Regions from separate parts of the Homo sapiens genome. Here regions 2, 3 and 4 are each linked to region 1. The links are chromatin loops, found by intact Hi-C in ENCODE. Cell type or tissue: heart left ventricle. All regions are shown on one strand.

Region 1 (5,000 bases):
TGTGTAAATGTATGCAAGGTGATGCCAGTCAGAATTAATTATCCTTGAATCAACAACCTGGTGCCAATGAAAAAATGCTTTGTAGTCTGGGATAGGAGGCAGGTTTACCCTAGCCATAGCTGAGACTGGAAGAGTAGAGTTGCCCCATTTCCAGTCAACTAACTCTGCAAAACACTGAAGAGAATTCTAAGAAAAGGAGCAAAACTGTGACAGAGTAGGACTTTCACATGCTCTGAGCAGTGAAGAGGTCTCTCACATATCCTGGAGTTCTTTAAATGGAGGCAATCACCCCTACGTCTCTTCCCAAACCACTGCAGTCTCCTCTGACCCCACCTCATCTGACTCATCATCTGGGAAACAAGGGGAGCCCAGCAGGGCCAGGGGAGTACAAAGCTGTAGTTGCCCCTCCGGATCGCCTTGTTCCTCAGCTAGCACCCCTGAAAGCCAATCAGGCACTCTATAAGGGCAGGCAGGAGTGAGGGTGGGAGGGGCAGTGTCCCTCAAGGATTGGGGGACCTCAATAGTGTCAATAGGGTCCTGCTAGGCTGGGAGGGAATGGTGAATCCCCCAAAGGGCGGTCTGGAAGGCACATGTGGAGAAGAGGGGCATTTTTAGACAAAAGCAAGAGGAGTGCATTCTTAGGGCAGGAATCTTGCCAGGCTGGGCCTGCTCAAGGGAAAGCGGATCTCACAGGTGGATGGGAGGGGTCAGGTGCAGGGGAAGGAGCTAGGGCAGGGACACATGGAAATACAATGGGCAGGGGGAGAAAGGTTGGCAAGAAAGGAGAGACACCTTGGGTGAGGGGAGAAGGGGAGCCCCCCACAAGAGGTGAACAGAAGGGAGGTACTTCAGGCAAAGAGTAAAGGAGGGAGGGGCAAGTAAGGGAAGGGCCCTAGAGGGCTGGAGGAAGGAGGGAGGGAGGGAGGGGTAGGAGGGGCATAGACAGGATGAGTGGGAGGTGCTGGGGGAAGGGTGCTGAGGGGGGCCACACTCTCTTGGCCACTCTTAGGCCAGCAGCCTAGCCCAGCACCACAGCAACACAGGCCCTAGTTAGGCCAAACTCAGAGGTCAGGAGCCCCAGCCTGGCCATGCAGGGTGAAGGGTAGGGGGCAGCACATGGCACTCCCGACTTGGTGGTCCAGAAGCTCATGGGTGACCTGCATCCAGATCTCATGTTTCTTAAAGAGTGCCACATGTGTGACACAGTGCCCAGGCCTAGAGCCCCTTGCTCACCTGCAGGTTGAGCTTCTGTAAGGACAAGTGAGGCCAGCGCCTTGGCAGCTGCTGGTGCCTGCCATCCCACCCACAGCCAGCACCAGGGCCTAGGTCCCAGTGCTGGGAAGGTGGAGGGAAAGACGCTTTTCCCATCTGGATAGGACCAGGAGGCAAGAAGCTTGGGGTGCAACGGCTGGGCCCTGCGGGCCGGGAGAGCTGAGAGGTGAAGCCTCCCTTCCTTGCAGGTAGGAGCTAGGGAATGTGATTCTCCAGGAAGTGATGGAGGGTGGGGGGGCAGAGTGGAGGATATGACAGTGGGGGCTGCAGGCAGAGACCGTGGAGGTCAGACCGTGGCTTCATCCAGGTTGCTAGATGAACCCAGAGATAAGAGACTTGGGTTCAAATCCTGATTCATCAACTTCGACAAGTCATTTTCTATCTTCGAACCTCTTTTTTTGTCCTTGTACAGTACAGGCACCAGACAAGGATAGAGCCTTTCTGGATTTCCCTCTCTAAGTTTTAGGAAAGGAAGCAGGATAGATGGGTGACTGCCAGTGTTGGTGGGGCAGGTGGGCAGCAGTGGGTGCGTGGCGCAGCAGAAACACAGCCTCCAGAGTTTGGGCCCCTTTTCCGAAGCTCACCAGGCTATCTGCCCATCTTTTCCTCCCCCTCCCTCTAACTGCCTCCCTCCCCTGGTCCCTAGCACAGCTCCAGGGCACCCCTGGAGCAGCTGGAGAATCTGGGTTGCGGTCCACCCCCAGGTGGCGCTGTGCTCCCGCACCAGGTTCAAGTGCACTAGAGGAGTGATGACATCATCCAGGACGGAAACAGCATCCCCACCGCGGGAGCACCGAGGAAGAGGGCAGCTCACTTGTTGCTCAGGACAGTAGGGAGTGGTTTTTCTCTCTGGCTAAATCATGTTTGAAGTTTGGTAGAAAGGGCTTCCTAAGGTGACAGGTTCTATTGGACCCTTAAGATTTGGAGGCAGGTTGTTTGGGTTCAGGTGAGCGTCCAGTGCTTTCCTGCAGCACCGTCACAGCCTTATTTCAGTGAGGGAAGGAAGGGGAGCTGTTAATGAGAAGCAGTTCTATGGCCTGAAGACCTGGGCTCAAAACAAAACCAACAAACAAAACAGACCTGAGCTCTGACTTTTATTAGCTGTGTGATCATGGATATATTAGTTAACCTCTCTGGGCCAAATTCTATCTGCAAAATAGAATATTGGTATCCACCTCACAGAGTTGAAGGATCAGCTGAAGCAACCTAAAGCATCTAGCTAGTGCCCAGTGCCCAGCAGGCACAGGGGGGTGCAGTGGGACTGACAGTGAGGGCTGACAGTGGAAGCTCTAGCTGGCCTTAGCTCCAGCTCATACCCTTTAGGTCCAGGAGCCAGTGTGTGTCTGTCTCCTCTCCTCTGGGCCCAGTGATTGCTTAGGTGACTGGGGTGACAGGCAAGTGGGTGGAGGGAATGGAGAAGAGTGTACCCTGGGATCTGAGGGCTTTACCCCCAGGACTAGACTGCCCTCTGGTTTTGGTCAGACCTAGCACAGCGATCTTGCTTCCTAGCTGGGGCACCCCACCCTCACCTCAAAGATGGTGAAACTGCTGTGCCTCCTGCTGTTGAGGCAACCTGGAGGCAGAGAAACCTACAAGTGACACAGACCCAAGGTGGCAGTTCCACAGTGCCAAGGGGTGGCAGCACCTTCAAGAGAATGAAATTCAGAAAGATGCCTTTCACCTACACCCGATGGTGGGCATGGCAGCATTGTCAGCATTCCTGCAGTTGGGGCAGGAAGTGGAATTGGTGAGCAGGTGGGGAGGGCTGGGGAAGATGAGGCCCCTCTGAGCCCTAGGGCACACAGATATGGGTGCTATTCTCCAAATAGTCACTCCACTTCTCTGCCTGCCGCCTTCCTGGGCCTGTGACTGCTGTGAGGACCTGGCCCTGAGCCCATGGTTAGGCAGAGTCATGGAATGAGCATCCCTGAACATGCCTAATATAGCCATCCCAGCACCCTGGGCTCCACTCTGCCCCAGCACCCCTGAGAACAACTCTGGCTACTGACTCCAGGCAGCAGGACTGGTTCAGGAGCAGACCTAGTAGAGGCCTGGCCTTCTAGACCTGGACAACCAGGTCAGTGGAGAGTCTTCTGCTTAGAGTTCAGATTTTCCTCCATGCTGCACTTTCTGAGGATGTGAATTTATTTCTTGGCCAACTCAAATAGTGTGGCAGGGAACCTGAGCTTCTAGAGTCCTCCAGGGAGCCCAGGGTTAGGATCAGGACTCACAGTTCAGGACAACAGGTGGGGCACAGCCATTCACAGCTAAAGGTTTGTATATATTATCAAAATCTTATGGAAAAACAGATACACAGCTATTCATACAGCAGCAGGTGGGTGTGAGGAAAATGTCTGCTTTGGCATCAAACCTTCAAGTCCAGCTGCTGTCTGTCCCACTCCTCCTGTCTGGAGCCTACTCCCATCAGGCACTGTGCATCCAGGCCACTGCCCCTGCCACATCCTCTAATTAGCCTGGACTTTGGGGTATCCTCAGCCCCTCCCCACGCTCCCCTTTGGGCCCCCATGCCTCTCCATCTTTCTGCCATTTTCCCACACAGAGTGCCACTGGCCCAGCAGCTTTGCCCCGTGGGCTCCTCAGAGGCCTGAATCCTGGCCCTGGAGGGCAGTGGGGCTGGGGTGGATGTGGTCCCTGTGGGACATCTTTCCTGGATCACAGGCCTTTTGCAGCTTGCCAGCTACATGGGCCCTGGACAGTGCCATCTTCTCAGTGATGTGCTAAAAGGACTCTTCTTGTCCAGAAACCTGAGCTCCATGTACTAAAGCAAAATTTGGAGAGCCTCAGAGACAAGAAAAGGAAAGTGAGAAGAGATAAGGCATCCTTCCTTGAGCGTGACCCAGGCCTGGACTCTCCCATGGCAGAATAGGGACATCCACAGCAGGTCAGCCAGGGATGGGGTGGGCAGGGTCTGTGTAGCCCTGGGAGGTGAGGCCTGAGCAGTCATGGCATTGGCAGATGGTGCCTGGCAGCCTGGTCCTACTGAAGCAGTTTGGGCACTTCCACCTGTAGGGGCAAAGTAGAGACAGGTTAGAGAAGGGAGCTCAGCCACCTCACCTCCCTCCCTACTGGAAGGACACACAAGACACTGCAATATGTTATGTCTGTGGAATGTGAATGAGGTGTTGACACTGAGGGAGCATTTTTCATTGTCTGTAAAAATTGGATGTCATTGAGTGACCACTGGAATTACAATTGAGATTTTCCTTTATCTCATGATACCTTGTCCCAGATGATGTTGTGGGGGTTGGGTATCCAACCAAATGGACAAACGATCGTGGACTTTGTCACCCAGGCCAGACTTCCAGGGGAGGCAGGGCTTGGAGAAGTAGGGTGTCCAGGGATGGCTCCTGTGTCCATGGCACTGGCTAGGCAAAGGTAGACTCTCCTGAGAGGTGAATCTCCCAGAGACCTTTCGGATGGACTGACCTGTAGGACTTGGCTGGTCCTGAGAGGAGGCTAAGTAAAACGTGGATCATTTTTGTTTGGGGAAATGGAGAAGACTTAAAGGAAGGACCCGAGGCAAAACTACTCTGTAGAGGCCATTTCTCCATTTTAAGGAGAAACAGGCTTCATTGCAGAATGAAAGAGAAGCATGGAGTGAGGTATTAAAGGAAGCTCCTTAAAGGAAGGGTAGAGTCTCAGCTCTAGGGGATATACAGGTGTGACCTGCCTGCAGGCAGGAGGATGCATGAGATGACCTGAAGTCC
Region 2 (5,000 bases), 220 kb after region 1:
GCTACTTGGGGCCAGGGGCCCAGAGCTTGGAGGAGAATGACACAGTGAGATCTGGTGGGTCAGACTATCTATGCTTCCCCCAGCCTTAGTCCGTGTCCAGTATAGGCCAGACCCATGTTCCTGTTCAGAACTGGAACCCGGGCAGGGGAAAGAACTTGTCTCAGAATTTGCCCTCTCTGCCTCTTTGGCTGCCTTCTGCTTGTTCAGTTTCCAAATCTGTAAAACAGGTAGATATAATGATAGTACCCTACCTCATAAGGTTGCTGTGAGAATCAAATGAATTCTAGCCAGTAGGTAACATGTATATAGTGCTTATTATATGCCAGATATTATTGTAATGACTTACATAGATGAACTCATTTAATCTTTTTTTTTGAGACTGAGTCTTGCACCGTTGCCTGGGCTGGAGTGTAGTGGCGTGACCTAGGCTCGCTGCAACCTCCATCTCCCAGGTTCAAGCAATTCTCCTGCCTCAGCCTCCTGAGTAGCTGGGACTACAGGCACGCGCCACCATGCCCGGCTAATTTTTGTATTTTTAGTAGAGACAGGGTTTCACTATGTTGGCCAGGCTGGTCTCAAACTTCTGACTTTGTGATCCACCTGCCTTGGCCTCCCAAAGTGTTGGGATTACAGGCGTGAGCCACCATGCCTGGCCTTTTTTTTTTTTTTTTTTTTTAGATAGTGTCTTGCTATGTTGCCTAGGCTGGAATGCAGTGGCTATTCACAGGCGAGATCACGGCACACCATAGTCTTGAACTACTGGCCTCAAGGGATCCTCCTGCCTCAACCTCTCAAGTAGCTGGGACTACAGGTGTATGCTACCACACCTAGCATAACTTCATCTTATTTATTTATTTATTTTGAGGCAGAGTCTTGCTCTGTCGCCCAGGCTGGAGTGCAATGGCACAATCGTGGCTCACTGCAGCCTTCATCTCCTGGGCTCAGGTGATCCTCCCACCTCAGTCTCCTAAGTAGCTGGGACTATAGGCATGCACCACCATGCCCAGCTAATTTTTTTTTTTTTTTTTTTTTGGAAACAGAATTTTGCTCTTTTCACCCAGGCTGGCATGCAATGGCGCAATCTCGGCTCACTGCAACCTCCGCTTCCCGGGTTCAAGCGATTCTCCTGCCTCAGCCTCCCTGAGTAGCTGGGATTACTGGCACCCGCCACCACGTCCAGCAAATTTTTTTGTATTTTCAGTTGAGACAGGGTTTCACCATGTTGGCCAGACTGGTCTTGAACTCCCGACCTTAGTTGATCCACCCGCCTCGGCCTCCCAAAGTGCTAGGATTACAGGCGTGAGCCACCACGCCCGGCCTTAATTTTTGTATTTTTTGTAGACACAGGGTCTTGCCATGTTGCCCAGGCTGGTCTTGAACTCCTGAGCTCAAGATAGCCTCCTGCCTCGGCGTCCCAAAGTGCTGGGAGGGGACAGCCACCACACCCAGCATTTAATCCTAATCTTCACAACAAGCCTGTTATTATCTTCACGTTGCAGATGAGGCAACCGAGGGACAGAGGTTACATACTTGACCAAAGTCACATACACAGTTAGTAAGTGGCAGGGCCAGGAATTAAATCCAGGCAGTCTGATTCCAGAGTGTGCTCTTGGCTGGAGAATGCATGGCACATGGAATCTGCTCAGTACAACATTCGCTCATTTTTTTCATGGGTGGCACTTCCACACCAGCTCAGATGCCCTCAGTGCCACCTCAGTGCTTCCCTCCCACCCGGTTCCAACTAAGTACCTTTTCTTTTCTTTTTTTTGAGACGGAATCTCGCTCTGTAGCCCAGGCTGGAGTGCAGTGGCACAATCTCGGCTCTCTGCAACCTCTGCCTCCCAGGCTCAAGCGATTCTTCTGCCTCAGCCTCCTGAGTAGCTGGGATTACAGGCGTGTACCACCACACCCAGCTAATTTTTGTATTTTTAGTAGAGACGGGGTTTCACCATGTTGGTCAGGCTGGTCTTGAACTCCTGACCTCGTGATCCGCCCACCTCCACCTCCCAAAGTGCTGGGATTACAGGCGTGAGCCACCGCGCCCGGCCCCAGCTAAGTACCTTTTCTGTAGCCAGCACTGGGGAAACTCCCAGGGAGAGGAATGGGGAATTCCTGGGATCATGGAGAGACACTCCCAAGGGCTAGGAAAGCCTTCCATCTCTGCCTGGCATGCTTCTGAATAGGGGAGATGGCTCCAGCTTGTCCAGAGAGAGGAATCTTCCTAAAGTAGAACTACAGGTAGGAGAAAAGTACTTTTGGGGGACCCATGCTGGGCACCCTCCAGGGGGGTGGAGGGGAAGAGTAGGCACATCCCCCATCCCTTTAGTCTCAGCCCCTGGGAACCCACCCTGTCCCCTATCATCTCTTTTCAGATGGCCTTCTCAGACAGCCACAGAAGGTCTGTGGGCAGGACCTGGGCAGAGTGGGATGGGTTAAGATCCGATGGGGTGAAGGGCTGAGGCCAGGCCCTTAACTACCATCACTGGACATTTGGTTCCACCTAGTGGCCTCTGATGTTCCAACCGTTCTCACAGAGACCGGCACAAGGGGGTGCCCTTTCAGGCATTCAGTGTTTATTGAGCACCTACTCTGTGTGAGGCCAAATGTGAGGTTTGATGGAGGCATATCCATGAGCATAAAGAGGCTGGGCACGGTAGCTCACGCCTGTAATCCCACCATTTTGGGAGGCTGAGGTGGGTGGATTGCTTGAGCTCAGGAGGTCTAGACCAGCCTAGGTGATACAGGCAGACCCTATGTCTACCAAAAAAAACACAAAAGGCTGGGCATGGTGGCATGTGCCTGTGGGCCCAGCTACTTGGGAGGCTGAGGTGGGAGGATCAGTTGAGCCCAGGAGGAGTTGAGGCTGCAGTGAGCCTAGATCCTGCCACTGCACTCCAATCTGGGTGACAGAGCGAGACCCTGTCTCTGAAATAAAATAAAATAAAATAAAATAAAATAAAATAAAATAAAATAAGAAGCAGAAGGTCAGGCAGGGTGTGTGCACCTGTAGTCCTAGCTACTCTGGAGGCTGAGGTGGAAGGATTGCTTGATCCCAGGAGTTCAAGTCTGCAGTGAGTATGATCATGTCACTGTGCTCTAGCCTGGGCAATAGAGCAGGACTCTGTCTCTGAATTTTTTTTTTTTTAAAGAGCAGAGAACTAACATTTATTCTGCTCACACGTACCAGCCCTGGGCTTGGGTCCATACTGTATTGGCACGTGCCTGTGGAGCACTGAGGATCCCACAGCAGAGACAGGACTGCCAAGTGCCTGGCCTGGTCACTTGGCTTCTCTGGACTTCCGTTTCCACTCCTGAAAAATAAGAAGGTTGGTGTAGATTATCTCTAGCATCTCTTCCTATGTTAGAATTCTGTGAAGTCACACAAAGGAGTGGTTAAGAGTTTCAGCTTTGGGCTGGGTGAGGTGGCTCACACCTGTATTCCCAGAACTTTGGGAGGCTGAGGCGGGTAAATCACTCGAGCTCAGGAGTTTGAGATCAGCCTGGGCAACATGGCAAAAAGCCTGTCTCTACTAAAAATACAAAAATTAGTCAGGTGTGGTGGTGCACATCTGTGGTCCCAGCTACTCTGGAGGCTGAGGTGGGAAGATTGTTTGAGCCTGGGAGGCTGAGGTTGCCGTGAGCCAAGATCATGCCACTGCACTCCAGCCAGGGCAACAGAGCCAGACCCTGTCTCAAAAAAAAAAGAGTTTTAGCTTTGGAGTTGGACAAACCTACATTTGGATCCCAGCTGTCATTCACTAGCTGTGTGTTCTTAGGAAAGTTGCCTTACCTTTCAGAGTCTAGGGTAATAATATAAAGATTAAGTGACAATTATAGCAAGCATTTAGCACAGAGTGTGGCACTTGGTGAGTGGTGATGCTGCAGATGATGGATGATTCTAGTTACCCAAATCCCCAAATAGCACACCTCTCATCTCCTCTCCTCTCCCCTCCCCTCCCCTCCCCCAACTTCCTTTCCTTTTCTCTTTCTTTTTTGATGGAATCTTGCTCTGTCGCCCAGGCTGGAGTACATTGGCCGCAATCTCAGCTCACTGCAACCTCCGCCTTCCGGGTTCAAGTGATTCTCCTGCCTCAGCCTTCTAAATAGCTGGGATTACAGGTGCCTGCCACCACGCGTGGCTAATTTTTTTTTTTTTGTATTTTTAGTAGAGACGGGGGTTTCACCATGTTGGTCAGGCTGGTCTTGAACTCCTGACCTTGTGATCTGCCCACCTCAGCCTCCCAAAGTGCTGGGATTACACACATGAGCCACTGCGTCTGGCCCTTTTTTTTTTTTTTTTTTTTTTTGAGACAGAGTCTTGCTCTGTTGCCCAGGCTGGAGTGCAGTGGCATGATCTCGGATCACTGCAACCTCTGCCTCCTGGGTTCAAGTGATTCTGATGCCCTAGCCTCCCGAGTAGCTGGGATTACAGGTGTGCACTGCCACATCTGTCCAATTTTTGTATTTTTAGTAGAGATGGGGTTTCACCATGTTGTCTGGGCTGGTGAAGGTGGTAGGTTTCAATGACAGCAGCATAATGCCGTGGGAGTTGGGAGGAGGGAATGATCTGACTCACTCTGGGGCAGGTCTTCGAGTTAATTCTCCAGTGGATTCTCCTAGGCATCGTGTGGTCCGTCCTCAGAACTGTGCCTCCCTAATGTGGCTGAGTGGATTCACTACCCACCCCATGCTTGGGCTCTGCCTCGACCTCTCCCTCCCATGCACAGCCAAAGCCGCTCAAAGCTGCTGGTTTTCCTTGACTCTGGGCTTCTCTCCATCACCCACTGCCTCCCAACAGAACCCCCGGTCTCTGCATCCTCCTGTTCCAGATTGCTAGGACCCCAGCTGCCCATCAGGGACCCCTCTAAAATAACTTAGTTGAGTCATTGTTTGCCTACTTAACAACCTGTGATATTCTCCATTGCTTATGGGATAAAATCTAAACTCCTTGGCTTGGCATACAAAGTCCTTTACAGTCCAGTTCCTCCTCTGCTGATATT
Region 3 (5,000 bases), 76 kb after region 1:
ATACCCAATTCTATATGAAGAATTCATGGAGAGTGTACTGGCACTGGAAGAGTTTAGTGTTTCTTGTATGCTTGAAAATAAAGTATGTACTGTTTTGAATGTGTTCCAAGTCCTCTGCATAAACGATGTATTTTGGGGTCTGGTTGGGCCTGGAAAATGGATGAGCACTTCAGAACAGGTCATTTTCCTGATATTGGAAGTGACATGTGGCCCTATAGGAGGCATGATGTTAGTTAATTACACATTTGCCTACATCTGTGGGAAATGGAGAACAAAGCCATGTGGGTACTGTAAACACACGTTTATCTTTTGGCCCAATGCCATACATATGGTAGGCATTTAATTACTGATTGTGTTTGGATAATTTGGGAATTTTCGACTGTGGTAAAATATACATAAAATAATACTTATTAACCATTTGTAAGTGTATAATTCAGTGGCATTGAAATACAGTCATAATGTTGTATAACAGCCACCATTATGTATACCCAAAATGTTCTCATTATCATCAACATAAACTCCGTTTTGTTTTTAGAGACAGTGTCTTACTCTGTCACCCAGGCTGGAATGCAGTGGCACAGTCATAGCTTACTGCAGCCTCGAACTCCTGGCTTCGAGCCATCCTTCTGCCTCAGCCTCCCACACCCCATGCTGGGATTACAGGCATGAGCCACCATGTCCAGCCTTCACAAACATAAACTCTGTACCTGTTAAATAATAACTTCCCATTCTTTCCTCGCCACAACCACTAGTAACCACAATTCTGCTTTCTGTCTGTGAATTTGCCTTTTCTGGGTACCTTATATAAGTGGAATCATAAAATATTTGTTTTTGTGTGTCCGTCTTAATGCACTTAGCGTGTTTTAAGGTCCATGTAGTAGCATGTAGCAAAATTTATTTTTAGGGCTGAATAATATTCCATAGTGTGCATATACTACATTTTATTTGATGATCAGTTAGGTTGTTTCTACCTTTTGGCTATTGTGAATTATGCTGCTATGAACATTGGTGTACAACTATCTGTTTCAACTCCTATTTTTGGTTCTTTTGGATATATACATAAGAGTGAGATTACCGAGTCATATGGTAGTTCTAGGTTTAACTTTTTTTTTTTTAAAGACACAAGAGTCTGGCCGGGTGCAGTGGCTCACGTCTGTAATCCCAGCACTTTGGGAGGCCAAAGCGGGCAGGTCACAAGCTCAGGAGTTCGAGACCATCCTGGCTAACACAGTGAAATCCCGTCTCTACTAAAAATACAAAAAATTAGCTGGGCGTGGTGGTGGGCGCCTGTGGTCCCAGCTACTTTGGAGGCTGAGGCAGGAGAATGGCGTGAATCCGGGAGGTGGAGCTTGCAGTGAGCCGAGATCTTGCCACTACTCCAGCCTGGGCGACAGAGCGAGACTCCGTCTCAAAAATATAAAAGAAAGTGCTGGGCGCGGTGGCACACGCCTGTAATCCCAGCACTTTGGGAGGCTGAGGAGGGTGAATCACGAGGTCAGGAGTTCGAGACCAGCCTGGCCAACATGGTGAAACCCGGTGGGTACTAAAAATACAAAAAATTAGCTGGTAATGGTGCCGGGCACCTATAATCCCAGCTATTTGGGAGGCTGAGGCAGGAGAATCACTTGAACCTGGGAGGGAAGAGGTTGTAGTGAGCCAAAATCACACCACTACACTCCAGCCTGGGCAACAGTGCAAGACTGTCTCAAAACAAAAAAGTAATCCACTATTGCATGCCAATTTGGCACAAGATGTCAGATACAAAGCAAAACAGATGGGGTATTTCTGATGGGCATTTCAACCTTAAAAGTGAGAAACTAACTTCACTATTCCAGTAAAGACCTAGGGAAAACCTCCTTCCTAATCTGCTTGTTTCTCCAGTTATTTATTTCAGTTATTAAAACAATTTAGTTTTTTTACTTTTTATCTTGAGCTCTACTCTAGTATACCAAATTTAGTTTTAGAATATTTATTAAACAGTTCAGCTGGGGATGGTGGCTCATACCCATAATCCCAGCATTTTGGGAGGCTGAAGCAGGAAGGTCGCTTGAGGTCAGGAGTTGGAGACTAGCCTGGGCTAGTGAGACGCTAGCCACAAAATGTAAATTTAGCCAGAGATAGGGTGCACACCTGTAGTACCGGCTGCTTGGGAGGCTGAGGCGGGAGGATCCCTTGAGTCTAGGTGGTCAAGCCTGTAGTGACCTATGATTATGCCACTGCACTTCAGCCTGGGCAACAGAACAAGACTCTTTTGTTTGTTTGTTTGTTTGTTTGTTTGTTTGAGATGGAGTGCTAGGATTACAGGCATGAGCCACTGCACCTGGCCAGCACTTTCTTTAAATAGAGACAGAGTTTTGCCACATTGTCAAGGCTGATCTTGAACTCCTGGACTCAATCCTCCCACCTCGGCCTCCCAAAGTGCTGGGATTACAGGCGTGAGCCACTGTGCCTGGCCGAAATAGTGGATTTCTGAATCAGGGTTTGGAAGACATGGGTACAGCTGCACCTGCTATTGAAAGTGCATCTGTTTTTCACATAGGAAATGTCTGCAAATTATGAAAGCATGGTCATAGCTCCACCCTGTGGCATGTTACTTATAGTTAAAATTAATTGTCCAAATTCTATTCAGGCTGGGCCCAGTGGCTCATGCCTGTAATGCCAGCACTTTGGGAGGCTGAGGCGGGTGGATCACTTGGGGTCGAGACTTGAGGTTTCACCTTGTTGGTCAGGCTGATCTCGAACTCCCAACCTCAGGTGATCTGCCCGCCTCCGCCTCCCAAAGTGCTGGGATTACAGGCATGAACCACCGCATCTGGCCTCAAATAATAATAATAATAAATTCTATTCAGTCTGTTAGATCATGGATGAGACCTTGTCTCTACTAAAATTCAAAAAATTTAGCTGGGCATGGTGGCATATGTTTGTAGCCCCAGCTACTCAAGGGGGCTGAGGCAGGAGGATTCCTTGATCCTGGGAAATGGAGGGAGCAGTAAGCTGAGATCGCACCACTGCACTCCGGCCTGGGCAACAGAGCAAGACCCTGTCTCAAAAACAAGAAAATTGAGGGCCGGGTGCAGTGGCTCATGCCTGTAATCCCAGCACTTTGGGAGGCCGAGGCGGGTGGATCACAAGGTCAGGAGATTGAGATCATCCTGGCTAACATAGTGAAACCCCATCTCTACTAAAAATACAAAAAATTAGCCGGGCGTGGTGGCGGGCGCCTGTAGTCCCAGCTACTTGGGAGGCTGAGGCAGGAGAATGGCGTGAACCTGGGAGGCGGAGCTTGCAGTGAGCTGAGATCGCGCCACTGCACTCCAGCTTGGGTGACAGAGCGAGAGACTCTGTCTCAAAAACAGAAACAAAACAAGAAAATTGACAATGGCTAACATCTTTAGCTAATAAGACAAATAATTATTGGATATTTTCCCTCCTTTTCCCTATGTTTGACATATTCTAGTCCTTTTCAGTGCATAAAGCTAGGAAATATGTAGTATATAATCCATGCACATAAACTTCTGTTTATTTCTGTATCTGTCCTTGTGTTATAAAACAAAAACTAAGTCCCTCCAACTTCAATCTGGCACCACAGGATTCATTCTAGCTGTCTCTCTTAGTTGTAACAGCAAGAAACCTGGCTTCTCATTATAATAATTTGCTCATTTGTTCAATCCTGGTTACATATATTTTGGACTTAGTAAATCATAGCTCTGAGAAATGGATTTGCCAGCTAGAACAGTGTTTGTACACAGTTGTTTTCAGTCTTCAGTATCTATTCAAAACATGTTCCAAAGCTATTTAATTATACTCCTTTCTCCCCCACTCTCTTCAGTGTGGTTATGCAATTCATTTGCAATGTGATTGTATTCATTTCCCCAGACTTCATTCCATCTTTCTCTCCACATCTTGGTGGATTTTTAAATTACATTCAGTAAAATTCACTATGGGGTACAGTTCAGTTAATTTTGATAAATGCTTAGAGATGGCTACCCACCACCACAGTTTCACACAGATAATCTTAAACTACAATCACATCACTCCCAAAATGTCTTCATGCTGCCTTTTTCTTTTCTTTTCTTTTCTTTCTGAGACAGGGTCTTGCTCTGTTGCCCAAGCTGGCATGCAGTGGTGTGATCAGGGCTCACTGCAGCCTTGACATCCCAGATTTGAGCAATCCTCCTGCCTCAGCCCTTTGAGTAGCTGGGACTACAAGCATGTGCCACCATGCCCAGCTAATTTTTTTTTTTTAATTTTAGTAGAGACCAGGTCTCACTATATTGCCCAGACTGGTCTCGAACTCCTGAGCTCAAGCAATCCTCCTACCTTGGGCTCCCAAAGGGCTGGTATTACTGGTGTGAGCCACTGTTCCCGGCCCATGCTGCCTTTTTATAGCCAACCCCTCTCCCTACTCCTTCCAACCCGTGGCAACTACTGGTGTGTTTTTTGTCTGTAGTTTTATCTTTTCAGTAGATAAATGGAATCTTACGACATGTAGTATTTGGATCTAGTTTCTGTCATTTAGCAAAGTGCATTTAATTCATTCATGATGGTATGTGAATCAATCATTTATTCCTTTTTATTCCATTGTGCAGATGTACTCTTGTTTATTCATCTCTTCACCAGTTGAAGGACATTGGAGTTATTTCCAATTTTTCATGATTATTCATAAAGTTGCTATAAACCTTTACTTACTGGTTTTTGTGTGAACATGTTTTCATTTATCTTGGATAAAATAAATAGGATCACTAGGTTGTAAGGCAAGTATATGTTTAATTTTATAAGAAAATGCCAAATTGTTTCCCAAATTGTATCATTTTACGCTCTCACCAGCAACCTATGAGGGTTCTGGCTGCTGTGTATCCTTGGCACTTGGTAGTGCCATTTTTTTTTTTATGTTAGCAATTCCGATAGGTGCTAGTGGTTTTAATTTTCCTTTCTCTAATGACTAATGATGTCCATCCTTTCATCTGTTTGCCATCTGTGTGTCTTTTTTAGTGATGTGT
Region 4 (5,000 bases), 240 kb after region 1:
TTCTGGGGTAGGAACTGGGGGCCGGAGGGACAGGGTTCTGGTTCTGGCTCAACCTTGGCTGCTGGTGAGATCCAGGGCCTGGGAAAGAGGGGCTGAGGCCTGAACTGGGCCTAAGGAGAGTGCAGCTCAGTTCGCACACAACAGCACCCAGCCCTGTCCCCTTGCTGCCTCTACCCAGCCCTGGGCAGTTCCCTCAACAGAGCTCTGCAGCCCCAAGTGGCAGCTGCTGGCTCAAAGCTGGGACTACATGAAAGTCTGAAAAGAGAATGAGAAGGAGGTGGCGCAAGAGCCTGGACGCACGTGTGGGAGGCCGTTTTGTGCAGCGCCATTGTGCTCCCCGGGCGGGCATGTGCTCGCGCTCCGTGGCTCTGTTGGTGCCCAGCGTGCGGGGGTGTGCTGGTGGCCCTGTGGGCCTGTAGGGCAACCCATGCCAACTGCGGAAAAGTAACCAGCACCATACACCCCCCCCAACACAAAACTGGTCATTTATTTTTTTTGTTGTCATTGTTATTAGGAAGCAAAAAAATGTACAGTTACAAGAATCATTTTCCAAACAGAGGTTAAATATGAGCTGAAAAGTGTAAAAAAGGAAGAGGAACATCACTTTACAAATCATTAAATTAAACAAATAAACAAACAGAACCCAAAGAACCAACCCCCCATGCTGAGTTCTCTCCTTGTGCAACTCTGCAAAATGAGAACAGAAAATGAAGTGGGCCGTGGAGGTGGGGGCCCTGGGGAGGGGCGGGAGCTGGGAGCCAGGAACAGGCAGGAGGGGGCTGCTGGGGCATGGACGCTGGCTTTCTGCCCCGTGTGCCTGGTGGTTTCTGGTACCTGGTCGTCGTACCTGGTGGCTCTACCCAGGCTGGGGGTCGAGGGGAGGGGCCCCCAGAGGCCCCTGCCAGCCTGTGGCATTCAAGCACTGCCAGGACAAGCCAGATTGGGCGGTGGAAACACACGGGACAGGGAGGCGGCCACCAGTGCCCAGGCTGGTACCTGCCGCAGGTGCCAGCCTGCACCTCTTCTGATCTGAACTTGCCCCAAGTCCACCTGCGTCTCCCTCCTTCTCTCCAGACTGCCCCCTCCCAGATCCTGAAAGGCCCCTGCAGCATCAAATGGTTGATTTTAGTCTTTGCTTAAATTAAAAAATTAAAATATATATACATATATATACTGTACACACAGGACAATAACAGAGAGTGTTGAAAAGGGAGGTACAAGAGCGGGCCGGGGAAAAGCCAGGGGCGGGGGCTGTGGCCCAGGGCTGCTGGGAGGGAGGCAGGGCTGGGTGATGGGACAAAGGCAGCGGGGAAGGGTGAGAAGTTAGGGGACCAGAATGGGGGGCAATTTATTTTACAATAAAAACAGGAGTTCAAACCTCAGCAGAACAGGACTCTGGGGTCCCCAGAGGGCCCTCCTCACACTGGGTGAGGAGGGGTGGGCTTAGGGGGACGACAGGGGTGGGCGGGGAGCTCGGCTTCAGGTTTAGATGATGACGGTCCCTGGTCTGAGGGAGAAGGGCTGGAGTCTCAGCTTCTCCGTGACTTCGAGTGTTGAATAAGCCACTGTAGGGTGATGTCTGATAGGAGAAAAGAGAACAGCTTATAAGGCCTGCAAGTACTGGCCGTGCTGGGGCAGCAGAGAGGCCCAAGAAACCAAACCTAAGGGTATCAGAAGTCCAGAGATGCCAGGAGGGGTGGCGCACACCTGGAGTCTCAGCTACATGGGAAGCTCAGGTGAGAGGATTGCTTGAACCCAGGAGTGGAGTTGGAGGCTGCAGTGAGCTATGGTCACGCCACTGAACTCCAGCCTGGGTGACAGAGCGAGACACTTTCTCAAAAACAAACAAGAAGTCCAGAGCTGGCAAGCGCCACATGGCCCTGAATGAGTAGTAGCGGAATTCAGGTGCTGGGAAAGAGACAGAGCCACAGCATGTCAGAGCCAGCAGGGACCTGAGAATCACCGGGTCCAGCCCTGGAATCTTAGAAACGAGGAGGTGAAGCCCAGAGCGGGGATCGATTTGCCCGAGATCACACAACCGCTTGGCGACAAGCTGGGATAGTGCCCAGAATCTGGGCCACCTGGCTGCCTTTTCTACCCAAGAGCCACAGGGCTTTGGACTTCAGGGAAAGTTGTGGAGCGAGAACCTGAGAGCCACTAAAACACTCAGAAATGCCTCTCCCCTCTCCTCCCTTTCCCCCATCCTACGCACCAATGTTGTCCTTTTCTTTGCAAGAGATGGAGTAGCAGCAGATCTCTCGGTCCTGGATGGCAGACAGATTCCTGGGGGAAACCAGAGTAGAGTCCGCTGAGGCTACGAACGTCCAGGGGGCCTGGGGCTAGGGGACAGCGGGGCCTTTTTCTTACCTAAGAGGCTACAAAGGGGAGGGTGAGGTGCCTGAAAAGGTCGGCTCTGCTGCCACCGTGTGGCTAATACTAAGAACAGCAGCAAGCCTAGGCTGTTGGTCTGGTGGTTGGGGAATTGGGAGAGCAGAAAGTAATATAGAGTCACCCAACTCACATTTTCTCAATCAGCTCCTTCTCATCCAATGCTCCCGGAAGGTCTCGCTTGTTACCCAGGACTAAGACCTACGGAGAAGGGAGGGTGAGGATGAGGTCTAGGGCAGCCGTGCCCAGGTTGTCTGGGTGGTGAGCTGGCCTCCTGGGTCCCGTTTCCTCTCTGCGCCCCTACCATGCCTGGCTTTTACCTGCTCCCAGTGACTTCCCAGCCGAGCTCCCTCCCCATCCCGCTCCCTCAGGTCTGCTGACCGGGATGCCCTGCAGCTGAGGTTTGTCCAGTAGGTTGTGGAGCTCGTTCTTAGAGGCCTCAATCTTCTCCTGGTCAGCAGCATCCACCATGTACCTGGGGAAAGAGGCAGGGTGGGGACAAGCATGTTGACACCACAGGCTGAGGTGGTGCAAGGAAGAGAAGGAGCTGCTGCTTGGAGGTGAAAGCATCTGTTGCAGCTTGGTCACCTCGGGATCCATGGGCTACCTGGCCTGGCTCAAGGCAGGTGCTCCGCGGATGTTTTCTGAGTCTATGGGAGTGAACAGCTGCAGGGACTCCTTAGGCCTGCCATTAGCCTCCAAGTGCTACTCTGGGGAAGCCGTTACTCATGTGGAAAAGCGTGGGCCCTTTGAGATTAGCTGTAAGTCCCTCTCAAAGTGACCCACTTATGTTTTCATGGAAAGACTAAATAAGGTTAGAGTGAAAAAAGCAAAGGAAACCTTAGAAGATTTCTTTTAGCAAGATACTTTTTGTTATCAGGTTAAAAAGCAACCTATTGTGTATTCTAAACAATCTATTGTTTGGGCATATATATATAGAATAAATTTTATTATTATTATTAATATCATTTTTGAGATGGAGTCTCGCTCTGTTGCCAGGCTGGAGTGCAGTGGTGCAATCTCAGCTCACTGCCACCTCCGCCTGCCAGGTTCAAGCGATTCTCCTGCCTCAACCTCCCAAGTAACTGGGACTACAGGCACATGCCGCCACGCCCGGCTAATTTTTTGTATTTTTAGCAGAGATGGGGTTTCACCATGTTAGCCAGGATGGGCTCAATCTCCTGACCTTGTGATCCACTCGTCTCGGGCTCCCAAAGTGCTGGGATTACAGGCATGAGCCACCGCATCCAGCCTATTATTTTCTGAGGCAGGGTCTCACTGTCACCCAGGGTGGAGTGCAGTGGTGCAATTACAGCTCACTGCAGCCTCGGCTTCCTGGACTCAAGAGATCCTCCCACCTCAGTCGTCTGAGTAGCTGGGACTACAGGTGCGTGCTACCAGGCTCAGCTAATTTTTGTACTTTTGTAGAGATAGGGTTGCACCATGTTACCCAGGTTGGTTTTGAACTTCTGACCTCAAGTAATCCGTCTGCCTTGGCCTCCCCCTGTGCCCTGCCATTTTTCTTTTCTTTTCTTTTCCTTTTTTTTGAGACAGAGTCTCGCTTTGTCGCCCAGGCTGGAGTGCAGTGATGCGATCTCGGCTCACTGCAAGCTCCGCCTCCTGGGTTCACGCCATTCTCCTGCCTCAGCCTCGCGAGTAGCTGGGACTACAGGCGCCTGCCACCACGCCCAGCTAATTTTTTTTGTATTTTTGGTAGAGACAGGGTTTCACTGTGTTAGCCAGGATGGTCTCGATCTTCTGACCTCGTGATCCGCCCACCTCGGCCTCCCAAAGTGCTGGGATTACAGGCGTGAGCCACCGCGCCCAGCCCATGCCCTGCCATTTTTCAATGTTTAAAATTTATTTTATTTTATTTTTTTAAAGACAGGATCTTGCTATGTTGCCTAGGCTGGCCCTAAACTCCTGGGCTCAAGCAATCCTCTTGCCTCAGCCTCCCAAGTAGCTGGGATTACAGGTGTGTGGCACCATGCTCAGCCAAAAAAAACATTATTTTTAAAAAGCAAGAGAGGGCTGCGCGCGGTGGCTCATGCATGTAATTTGGGAGGCCGAGGCAGGCAGATCACCTGAGGTCGGGAGTTCAAGACCAGCCTAACCAACATGGAGAAACCCTGTCTCTACTAAAAATACAAAAGTGGCCAGGCGTGGTAGCGCATGCCTGTAATCCCAGCTACTTGGGATGCTGAAGTGGGAGAATCGCTTGAACCTGGGAGGCAGGAGGTTGTGGTGAGCCGAGATCGCACCATTGCACGCCAGCCTGGGCAACAAGAGCGAAACTCCGTCTCAAAAAAAAAAAAAAGAATCATTTAAACCACACAAAATTCAAGACAGTGGTGACTTTGGGTTGAGGGGAGGGAGACAAGTCAATGAAGAGGATGCACAGGTGCATCTGGCTGGTTAATAGTCTATAGTCTGTTTCTTAGATTGGGTAGTGAGTGCCCAGGGCATTTATCCAATAAGAAACAAGTGGCATGCAAAATAAACGCAGGCCCTGGACCGACACTGTGTCATGAACCAAGGATTATGTCTAATAAAACCCTGCGCCTCTGAGGTCCTCGAAGGTAGCAGGGCTAGGGGGGCCGGGTAAGGCTGGA

The links. Hi-C counts contacts between places; a loop is a spot of excess contacts. Peaks named below come from ENCODE experiments on the same cell type or tissue, not always from the same donor. Only the 100,000 strongest peaks of a DNase experiment are listed, where the experiment ranks them.
Region 2: it touches region 1 in a loop (2.8-fold over the local background); 35 of 110 quality-filtered maps call a loop at or near these places.
Region 3: it touches region 1 in a loop (9-fold over the local background); 100 of 110 quality-filtered maps call a loop at or near these places.
Region 4: it touches region 1 in a loop (4-fold over the local background); 47 of 110 quality-filtered maps call a loop at or near these places.

Annotation. Positions count from the first base shown.
Region 1 is chr1:201,894,103-201,899,102 of GRCh38, forward strand. LMOD1 (leiomodin 1) reads right to left here. Exons shown (of 3, transcript NM_012134.3): 3 at 2,354-4,296. The coding sequence ends at 4,270. Among named protein-coding and RNA genes, the nearest start is that of SHISA4, 7.7 kb to the left of the region's middle. RefSeq lists an enhancer at 2,040-2,109. In heart left ventricle, CTCF peaks have their summits at 1,974 (motif pointing right) and 2,929; a DNase peak (open chromatin) is centred at 1,999; H3K27ac peaks cover 1,876 bases.
Region 2 is chr1:202,116,640-202,121,639 of GRCh38, forward strand. No RefSeq gene overlaps it. Among named protein-coding and RNA genes, the nearest start is that of GPR37L1, 3.8 kb to the right of the region's middle. RefSeq lists an enhancer at 1,562-2,247 and a cis regulatory region at 2,143-2,710. In heart left ventricle, CTCF peaks have their summits at 2,532 (motif pointing left) and 2,732; no DNase peak of the experiment used is centred here.
Region 3 is chr1:201,970,248-201,975,247 of GRCh38, forward strand. TIMM17A (translocase of inner mitochondrial membrane 17A) reads left to right here. Exons shown (of 6, transcript NM_006335.3): 6 at 1-417. Among named protein-coding and RNA genes, the nearest start is that of SNORA70H, 5.7 kb to the right of the region's middle. RefSeq lists a silencer at 546-723. In heart left ventricle, a CTCF peak has its summit at 2,591 (motif pointing left); no DNase peak of the experiment used is centred here.
Region 4 is chr1:202,132,938-202,137,937 of GRCh38, forward strand. It overlaps GPR37L1 (G protein-coupled receptor 37 like 1), which reads left to right. Exons shown (of 2, transcript NM_004767.5): 2 at 1-655. It overlaps ARL8A (ARF like GTPase 8A), which reads right to left. Exons shown (of 7, transcript NM_138795.4): 4 at 2,770-2,863; 5 at 2,522-2,589; 6 at 2,213-2,283; 7 at 467-1,579. The coding sequence ends at 1,530. Among named protein-coding and RNA genes, the nearest start is that of ARL8A, 9.3 kb to the right of the region's middle. RefSeq lists a silencer at 2,412-2,619. In heart left ventricle, a CTCF peak has its summit at 2,439 (motif pointing left); no DNase peak of the experiment used is centred here; H3K4me3 peaks cover 388 bases; H3K27ac peaks cover 622 bases.